Linked DNA regions of Homo sapiens: region 1 is linked to region 2. Evidence: chromatin contacts called from ENCODE Hi-C or POLR2A ChIA-PET data. All regions are on one chromosome and are shown on one strand. The core of a region is the stretch at or near the end of the contact, and the rest is flanking DNA. Distances in the headings are between cores, read along the strand shown. Region 1 holds the start of ARID5A (AT-rich interaction domain 5A). Region 2 has its middle 35 kb from the start of NEURL3.

Region 1 (4,379 bases), core at 459-2,958, 66 kb after region 2:
CTGCCCGGATGGCAGAATAACCCTAACTCTTGGTGGGATGAGCTGCTGTCTTATAAGATAGTGAGTTCCTTGTCATTAGGGGTATCCAACCCACAAGTGAGGGGTTGGCCTAGATTGTGACCCCGGGGGCTGCATCCAGAGCTCCATCCCCAACCTTGGGCATAGTGCCTGCCAATCAATGCTTCCAGAATGTACAAAGGTGCTTCCTGATGGCATCCCATCATAGTGTCTTCCACCACAGCCTTAGCTTTCCTGGAGGGGAAAGTGGCTTGTAAACTTGCCAAAGTGGGATGCATTGTTATAATTACCATTATGATTGTTCTGGGTGTCTATTACCAATTCTACAGGTGCTGGCTCTTACAAGCCAACCCATTATGAGGTAGACAGGGGATTTATCCTGCAGAGCCCACAGGGTCGTCTGCTCTAGACTGAGCCTGCAGACATCTTCCATCCCAGGGCCAAAGGGTAAGGGCCAGGGTTTCAGGTTCACCAAACTGCAGCCCTGGTCCCTTCGTTTAGTGTGAGGAGGGGCACCAGTATGATGAGTGGTTAGTAATGGGTGCAAAGCGGGTGGGGGGATGCCTGGGTATGAGGGCTCCTCTTCCTGGGTCTAGCTCTGGCTCCAACACCTACCAGCTGTGCTACTTGAGCTAATCTCTCAGACCTCAGTTTTACGCTATAAAATGAGGACAATGATGGTGTCAAGTGCATAGAGCTATTATGAGTATTAAAATTCATCAACAAAGATTTTTGTGTAGCTTCTATGTGCTAGGAACAGGGTTCCCATCCTAGCTAGCCACCTGCTGAGACTGAAACCCTGAGCCTCCATTTCTTCCTCTTTGGCCTGCACAGGTCCAGGTTGCTGCTATGGCTGGCTGGGCACCTCCTCCTGCCTCCATTCGCCCTAGGCCTCATTCCCACCTCCCACAGCCTGAACTCATGCCCCTTCTTTGGACTACTCAGCTTGTAGCTGCCACACTCTGTCTGCATTATGTGTGTGGACATTGACTATTACTGGCAGGCCTGGCCACAGAGCCTAGGCCAAGGATTTACTAGTTTGGTCCTTGTCTAGCTCACACTAACCACCTCTCCTTTTTTTTTTTTTTTTTTTTTTTTTTTTTTTTTTTGAGGCAGGGTCTCCGTCTATTGCCCAGGATCCAGGATAGAGTGCAGTGGTGTGATCAAAACACACTGCAGCCTCGACCTTCTGGGCTCAAGTGATCCTCCCGCCTCCGCCTCCCAAAGCAGGGATTCCAGGCGTGAGCCGCCGCTCCCGGCCTCACCTGGCCTTCTTTGTTGGGCTAGGTGGGGACTGGGAAATGCACAGGGCCACTTTCAAATCAAAGTCAGAAGCACTTTGCTCGCTCCACAGAGTCCTCAGTGCTCTGCTGAAAGCAAGGAGGCTTTTTCCAAGGCTCTAGTTTTGCCTCCAGGGAAACTGAGGCACAAGGCAGCAATGATTACTGAGGGTCCTGCCTCCGCTCCTCTAGGTGAGGAGCCTATTCCAGGGGCTCCAGTCTGAAAGCCTAGAGGCGAGGGGCGCGCACTACAATTCCCAGAGGTCCCCGGACTCAAGGGCGGTCCCCGCCCCCCGCCTTCTCCGCGCGACGAAGCCGGGCTTACCAATGGGAGCCCGGAGTGGGGCGAGCAGGGGCGGGACGGGGCGGGACTGCGGGGAGGTGGCCGGCGGGCCGCGCCGCGAGCCAGTATCTCAGAGAGCGCGGGGTCCGGACAGCCGCGCGCTGAGGGTCTCGGGGCGGGCGCCGCGGGACCTCTCCGGGCCATGGGTAAGCGGCTCTGCGGCGCGGCCCGGACAGGGGCTCGGCGGCCCTGCAGGGAGGTTCAAGGTGCCGGCGCCGGGTCCCCTCCAGCCCTCGTGGCAGTCGGTGCGCTGTGTGGGGCGGAGAGGGGCCCGGGGTGGGTTTCGGGGCGCGGGCCAAGGGGAGCGAGCCCGGCCCGCGGCTTCAGCGCTCCCCGGCCGGCGCGGAAGGGGTGAGGCTGGGCGTCCGCGCGAGCTTCGAGAAAAGGAAAGACAAAAAGTTTTGGCGGCCAGGGGCTTCCCGGGCGTTTATCTCGAAACTCTTTTCGCCGTCTCTTGCCTGAAATATGCCGAGCCCGGTACGGCTCTGTCGTCCCACTTCCTGCTGCGGTTTCCACCTCGAGCTGGGCTCAGCTAATTTGTTGTGACAGCTGTCGGCAGCCGCCCCTCCGCCCCGTGACATCCCGCAGGTTTCAGAACCGCGGCGCCGCCGGGCACAGACTCCGGGTCCAGAGCGCGCGGCCCTTTCCTCTGCGGCCGCCGTTTCCTGAAAGGGGCTGCGCGGGTGTGAAGAACTTGCTCAATGCGCTTTGTAGGATCCACTGTTCCTCTTTCGGCCGCGGGCTGCGCCGATGGTCCGGGGAGCCCGGCTTCTCGCCCCCTGCCCCTTCCTTCTCTTCCCTTTTCTCTTTTCCTCTCCTGTCTCTCCGCCCACCCGCCGCAGCCCCACAGGAGAGGGGTCGCTTCCCTGGTTGCTCTCCTCTCCTGTCCCTTGTGTGTCCCCTTGTCTTCCCTCGGTCTGCAGAAGGGACGGGGTGGCGGCTGGGGAGCGTCAGGGGAAGAGGGCAAGAGCGTGGGCTACGAGCTTGCAGGCGATGCCCGGCTTCGCGCTCGGCGGGAGCTGCGGGCCAACCCGGGCCCGCGCTCCGTCCCTCCGCGGTGTCTAGGGGTCGCCCGGGCTGGGGTCGCGTCACCCTCCGCCCAGCGCCGGCGTGGTGGGGCTTGCGCGGTGCAGGACCCCCGAGGGCCCAGGGGGTCCCAAGGCGCTGCGGGTCCAGTGTCCCTTTGTTTGCAGAGTCTTGGGCCAGTAAGGAGTGCTCCGCGGGCCCCAGGGGAGGACAACAGGTGCCTCTTGCCCCACCCGGGCTCCTCTGGTGGGAGCCCACACGCACGGTGGCGTCACTGCGCCTACAGGCAACGCTAGAGCACAGGAGGGGTGGGAGGTCGGGGCTCGAGGGCTTCACCCCGCAGCAGAGCTCAGAGCCCAATCCAGGCCTTAGGGACCCGCCTGGGGCCTAGAACTTGGTGTGGCAGAGGTAGAAAGGGCCTCCGATAATCTGCTTCTACAGTTGAGAGACGTCAACTGGCACCTCTGAGCCTCTGCCCCGTAGGTGAAATGGGAACACACGAAACCATCTGAGGAGCTCTCACTGTCCGTCACCACCAAATGTGGCCCAGACTCCGTGGGGAGGGACAGTCCCATCCTGGAACTGGGGCTTTTAGGACATCCCAGAGCCCGGTAAGAGGGACAGGGAGAATGGGGCTTGGAAGTTGGTAGCCTCACATTCAGTGTCCCCCGCACCTCCTTCCCTTTCTGTACCCTCTGGTGGCTCTTGTGGCCTCAGCTGCCCCCAGACCCTGTCTCTCTCGCCCTCCCCCAAGCTGAGGTACTGAGGTTGGGCTGTGGCTTGAGCTGCACCTGTGCCCTGTTAGGGAGTGGGGGTCCCAGGCCCATCGCGTTTCTTCTCACTGCTGGCTCCAGCTCAACACTTGGCAGGCCCCCCTCCCCAAACTGCTGGAGCAAGCTCGCGTAGACTCGGCCTGGCCGCCGCTCCCGGGCTGCCGAGTGGACCGGCCGTTTCGCCGCTTCAAAGGCTGTCTTTGTTTTGCTCCAGCTCAAGCTTAGAGAAACTTAAGCCAACAACCTCAGCCGAGGGGGCGGGGCGGCGTCTGCTGGTTGTTATTGAGGCTGCTGTTACCATTATTGTGGTAATTGACGCAGTGTTCCCAGTCGGTGACTTTTCATGAAAGGAAGTGTCACTTCCTTCCCATCACACCCAGGGTGAGTGGGGCGGGCAGCAGAAAGATGGGGAGGGAGAGAAGGAAAGGGGTGTGTGCCTCCAGCAGACCCTTAAACTTGAGAGCTGTGTGGCCTTGTACTAGTCACTGCCCCTCTCTGGGCAACAGGGGTCTGTAAGTCCATTGCGCTCATCCTGCACCCAGGAGGCTGATGTTTCCGGAGCACCTGCTGGGCAGCGAGGTGCCTTGGGGAGGGAGCAGGACAGGCAGGCCTCTGATCTTCTCACTGAGCCTGGCTGTGGTTTGTGGGGGAAGCCTCCTTTCTCTTCTCACTTTTTTCTGCTGAGAACATTGGGCACATTGAGTCTAGCACGCCCATCTTGTAGATGGGGAAAGGGAGATACAGAACCAGTGACCAACTTGGTAAGAGGTGCAGCCATGCAGTGCTGGAACCCCTTGCCCCATCTGTCCTCTTGGCCCACTTTCATCTGCTTCCAGCTTGATGTCTGGCAGGGCAGGGGCCCACTGACTTCCCCGCATCCACCCACTGCCTGGCCCCATAGCTACCTTCTAGTCCTGGCTAAGCCCCGTGAGACATCTT
Region 2 (4,539 bases), core at 1,346-3,845:
CAACATTGGCAGCCAAGGCTGTAGGACCTTTCTCCTCACTCACCTACATGCTCACTCATCCCACTTGTGGGATGGGGAATGGCTGCTTTAGCCAAAATTGTGTGTACACATATGGGTGTGAGTGGGTGGCATGTACACATATGTGGGCATGTGTGTGTGTATAAAACCGCCCCTTGCCCATGCCACTGCACAATATGTGTCATGGGCCTTGCTACCATTAGTAGATATAAAGTTATATCTTTTTATGTCTCTGAGCATATATTTACTACATAAATAATGTTACACAAATTAAAATATATAATATATGCTTTTGTCTGTCTACTGTGAAGATTTTTTTCCTTTTACCTGCCTGCCTTTTTCCTTTCAAGCCTCTCCTTCCCTCCCAGCTCCCCATTCCCCTTCCTTCTCCCCACCTTCTCTCTTTTGTAATTTTTTCCTTTATTTTTGTTTTTAGTAGAGACACAGTCTTGCTATGTTGCCCAAGCTGGTCTCGAGCTCCTGAGCTCAAGCATCCTCCTGCCTCAGCCTCCCAAAGTGCTGGGATTACAGGCGTGAGCCACTGCCCAGCCCCCATCTTCTCTCTTATGTCCTTCCTCTCTCTTTTCCATTTCTCCACCCCACATTGCCTCACCCCACACATGTAACCTTGCCCATATTCTTTCAGAACCTTCTCCATACTGATATAATCATATGAGGCTTACATGCCCAGGTGTGTGCGTGCACGAGTGTGTGTGTGCACGTGCATGTGTGTGTGTGCACGCGCTTGTGTGTGTACACAGACATGCATAGGAGATTTTGGCCCTTATTTGTTTTACAAAAGTGGAATTCTATTAAACATACATCTTTGCAAATACCTCGTAGAAAGCCTACAAGTTAAAGAGCAGAGCTCCAATTTTTTCATCTCATTGCTTCCTGCCACTCACCTTGAGGACGCATCTTAATCCACCCACCTCCTCATTGATGAGCGCTCCGTCTGTGCTCCGCCTCTATTCACAGTGCTGCCATTGACAACTTTTTTCATGTGTTCTGATGTGGTGGTGTGTCTGTTTCTAGAATTACAATAGTGAAAAGTATGCGTATGTTTTATTTTAGTACAGGTTGCCAAATTGCTGTTTACCAAAACCTGAAGCAGTGCCCTGTAAGGGGAAAACTCCAGCCACAGCTCTCATGGCTGCCCTCCATGATAACAAATGATACAGCATTGTGACTTTAATTTGCATTTATTCAACCACCAATACACTTGAGAATGTTTTTATAGTTGAGTGGCCATTTGGATTGCTCTTCTGTGAATTTTCTGTTTGTGTCGTTTGTCCACTTTTTAAAATTGTGTTATCTTTTCTTGCAAATTTGTAAGAGTTCTTTGTATACTACGCACTGTATTCTAGAGAATGATCCTTTGTCCTTTGGGTTATGAGATAGTATTATTAGATAGTATTTTCCCAATCTGTTTCTTTCTTTCTTTTTTTTTTTTTTTTTTGAGACGGAGTCTCACTCTGTCACCCAGGCTGGAGTGCAGTGGCGCGATCTCGGCTCACTGCAAGCTCCGCCTCCCGGGTTCACGCCATTCTCCTGCCTCAGCCTCCCGAGTAGCTGGGACTACAGGTGCCCACCACCACGCCCGGCTAATTTTTTTTTTGTATTTTTTTAGTAGAGACGGGGTTTCACCGTGTTAGCCAGGATGGTCTCGATCGCCTGACCTTGTGATCCGCCCGCCTCGGCCTCCCAAAGTGCTGGGATTACAGGCTGAGCCACCGCGCCCGGCATCTGTTTCTTTATTAAATTTGCTGATGGTATTCTTCACCATGCAAAGTTTTAAAATTATTATATAAGCAAACATGTCTGTCTTTTATAGCTTCTGAATTTCCTATTTTGGCTAAGAATCAGTCTCCTAGGTTTCTTCAGTTTTGCTTTGGTTTGGTTTTGGCTATTTTAACATTTATAACGTCATCTAGAATTCAGTTTGGGATTGTGGTGTGTGAGAGGGTCCAGTTTATTTCCTTCTGATGGAGAGACAGGTTGGCCAGGGCCATTGAGGGGACACGCTAGCTTTTCCCTCTTACTTGTAACGCTTCCTTTTTAATCCGTTAACCTCGCATATACTGGACTCCCTTCCTGAATTGTCTCACTGTTCCAGGAATCTAGTTGTCTCTTCCCACATAGACACTATATCGGTTGGTTACAAAATGTCCTCATTTGGTTCCGCCGGCTGCTGTTTTTCATGCTTATCTTGCAGACCTTGGTCATTTATTTACCCATGCAAAAATATTCCTATGCAAGAATGTGATATGCCTTCCATCTGTTCAGATTTTCTCTAATGTCCTAAGGCTGGTTTTATAGTTCTCTTCCTAGGGTCCTTCCCTTTCAAACGAAAGTCTCCTGTGTATGATTTATTTCCTTAAATCACTTCAACAAATGTTTATTGAACACAAATAGTCAGACGGAGCCCGAAGCTGCAGGGTCCGCGGTACTAGGAGCCTGCAGGCTGGAGGGGAAGGGGCAGAAGAAGACTGGGGAGGCAGGATGGGACAGGGCGGGAACAGGAAGGAGACCCCTTGAGGGACCTGCGCAGGGTTCCAGCCCCGCGACCCACCGGCAGAGGGCGGTACCAAGGAGGGTCCGTGCGGGCTTCTCGGTCCCTGGCAACCCGCTGGTCACTGTCTTCCAGGACTGGTAGAGGGCGGCCTTGGGCCCCTGCAGGCGGGAGGCAGGAGACGGGGCCTGCCCACCTCGCCCCAGGCTGCTGTGCCGCACCCAGGGTGGCCCAGAGCCGCGGTGCCAGCGGTGCCAGCCTGAGGCAGGGTGCAGTATAGGGACCTGGGCCAGGCCCCAGGGGAAAGCGCTTCCCTCCAGCCGCGGACACCCCAGGGGCCACGGCGGGGTTGGCGGGAGTCCGGCCAGGAATCCGAAATCGGGTTCCAGGAATCTGGGGCCGCGGCCTGGGTCCAAAAGACCCCTCCGCTTGTTCCTGTGGGGCGGGTAAAAGCAGACCCCAGGGAGTACATGGATAGGCAAAATCGTATGATTCAAAAGGAACAAAAAGGGTGCACAGTGCCCCTCGCCCCCATTCCATCAATTCAGGACCTTTGTCAGTCTTATAGATGAAAACGCCTACTAGAGATTTAATTCTCATTTTCTCTTACGAGTGAGTTCTGGCATCATTTCATGTTAAAGCCCTTTGTAATAATCATATGATCCAGCAATTCCACTTCTAAGTATACATACATCCAAAAGAATTGAAAGCAGGGACTCGAACAGGTATTTGTACACTCATGTTCACAGCAGCGTCACTCATAATAGGCCAAATGTGGACATAACCCAAGGGTCTGTCTGCAGATGAGCGGGTAAACAAAACGTGGTACAGTAGTCCCCTTTATCGGCGCATGACAGTTCCATGACCCCCGGTGGATGCCGGAAACCATGGATAGCATTGAACCCTACCTACATATGCCAAGGGTTTTTTTCCCCCTTTTCCGTGTGTGTGTGTGCGTGTGTGTGTGTGTGTGTGTGTGTGAGAGAGAGAGAGAGAGAGAGAGAGAGAGGGTTCTCACTCTATTGCCCAGACTGGTCTTAAACTCCTGGGCTCAAGAGGTCCTCCCACTTCCACCTTCCAAAGTGTTTTTCAGGAGTACAGGCCTGAGCTACAAGGCCCAACCCTGTTTATTTCGTATACATACATCCCTATGATAAAGTTTAATTTATGAATTAGGCACAGTAAGACATTAACAATAACGAATCATAAATAGAACGGTTAAGTAAAATAAAGATTGCTTGTACACAAATGCCGCAATACTGAGATCACCAATATGATAACCAAGCTGGGTACTAAGTGACTAACAGGCAGTGGCATAGATGCGGGAAATTTTGTCACACTACTCACAGCAGTGAGAAATTTAAAACTCATGAATTGTTTATTTCTGGAATCTTCTGTTTAATATTTTCCGACTGCAGTTGACCCCAGGTAACTTAAACCATGGAAGAAGAAACCCCAAAAAGGGGGGAACTGTTGTATATACATACAGTGGTGTATTATTCAGCCTTAAAAAGGAATGAAATTCTGACACGTGGTATAAACATGGACAGACCTCAAAGGCATTATACTAAAAAATAAGCCAGACACAAAAGAACAAATATTGTATGACTTCACGTATATGAAATATCTAGAATAGGCAAATTCACAGAGACAGAATCATGGTTGCTAGGGATTGGGGGTGGGGGGGTATAGGGAATTATTTAACGGGTACAGAGTTTCAGTTTGGGGAGATGAAAAAGTTCTAGAAATGGATAGTGGTTAACCACAATATGAATATATTTGTACTACAATATGAATATATTTAATGCCACTGAATTTTATACTTAGAAATGGTTAAAATGGTAATTTTTACATTATATATATTTTACCACGATAGAAAAGAGAACTAGCCATTTAAATAAAAATATTAACAGGTCGGGCACGGTGGCTCACACCTGTAATCCCAGCACTTTGGGAGGCTGAGACAGGTGGATTGCTTGAGCTCAGGAGCTGGAGACCAGCCTGGGCAA

Evidence for each region. A loop is a pair of places that touch in the nucleus more often than their neighbours do. ChIA-PET counts read pairs that join two places held with the same protein, here RNA polymerase II (POLR2A). Pooled maps may share reads with other maps.
Region 1: a loop to region 2 is called in a pooled map, with 3 times the contacts of the local background. The contact joins the promoter of ARID5A here to the enhancer-like site in region 2. A Hi-C loop is called at or near these places in 7 of 168 maps with a recorded cell type or tissue (CD14-positive monocyte, CD4-positive, alpha-beta T cell, CD4-positive, alpha-beta memory T cell and 4 more), 29 of 37 single-sample maps with no recorded cell type and 18 of 50 pooled maps. POLR2A ChIA-PET finds 5 or more read pairs at or near these places in 19 of 52 experiments (BJ, CD4-positive, alpha-beta T cell, CD4-positive, alpha-beta memory T cell and 11 more).

Annotation. Positions count from the first base shown.
Region 1 is chr2:96,535,044-96,539,422 of GRCh38, forward strand. It overlaps ARID5A (AT-rich interaction domain 5A), which reads left to right and starts at 1,709. Exons shown (of 7, transcript NM_212481.3): 1 at 1,709-1,787. The coding sequence starts at 1,784. RefSeq lists silencers at 1,628-1,987, 2,668-2,877 and enhancers at 3,148-3,267, 3,485-4,030.
Region 2 is chr2:96,468,141-96,472,679 of GRCh38, forward strand. No RefSeq gene overlaps it. Among named protein-coding and RNA genes, the nearest start is that of NEURL3, 35 kb to the right of the region's middle. RefSeq lists a silencer at 2,629-2,858. Within about 2 kb of position 2,596, at least 7 of the 41 ENCODE cell types and tissues checked have a DNase peak (open chromatin) inside an H3K27ac peak, as active enhancers do.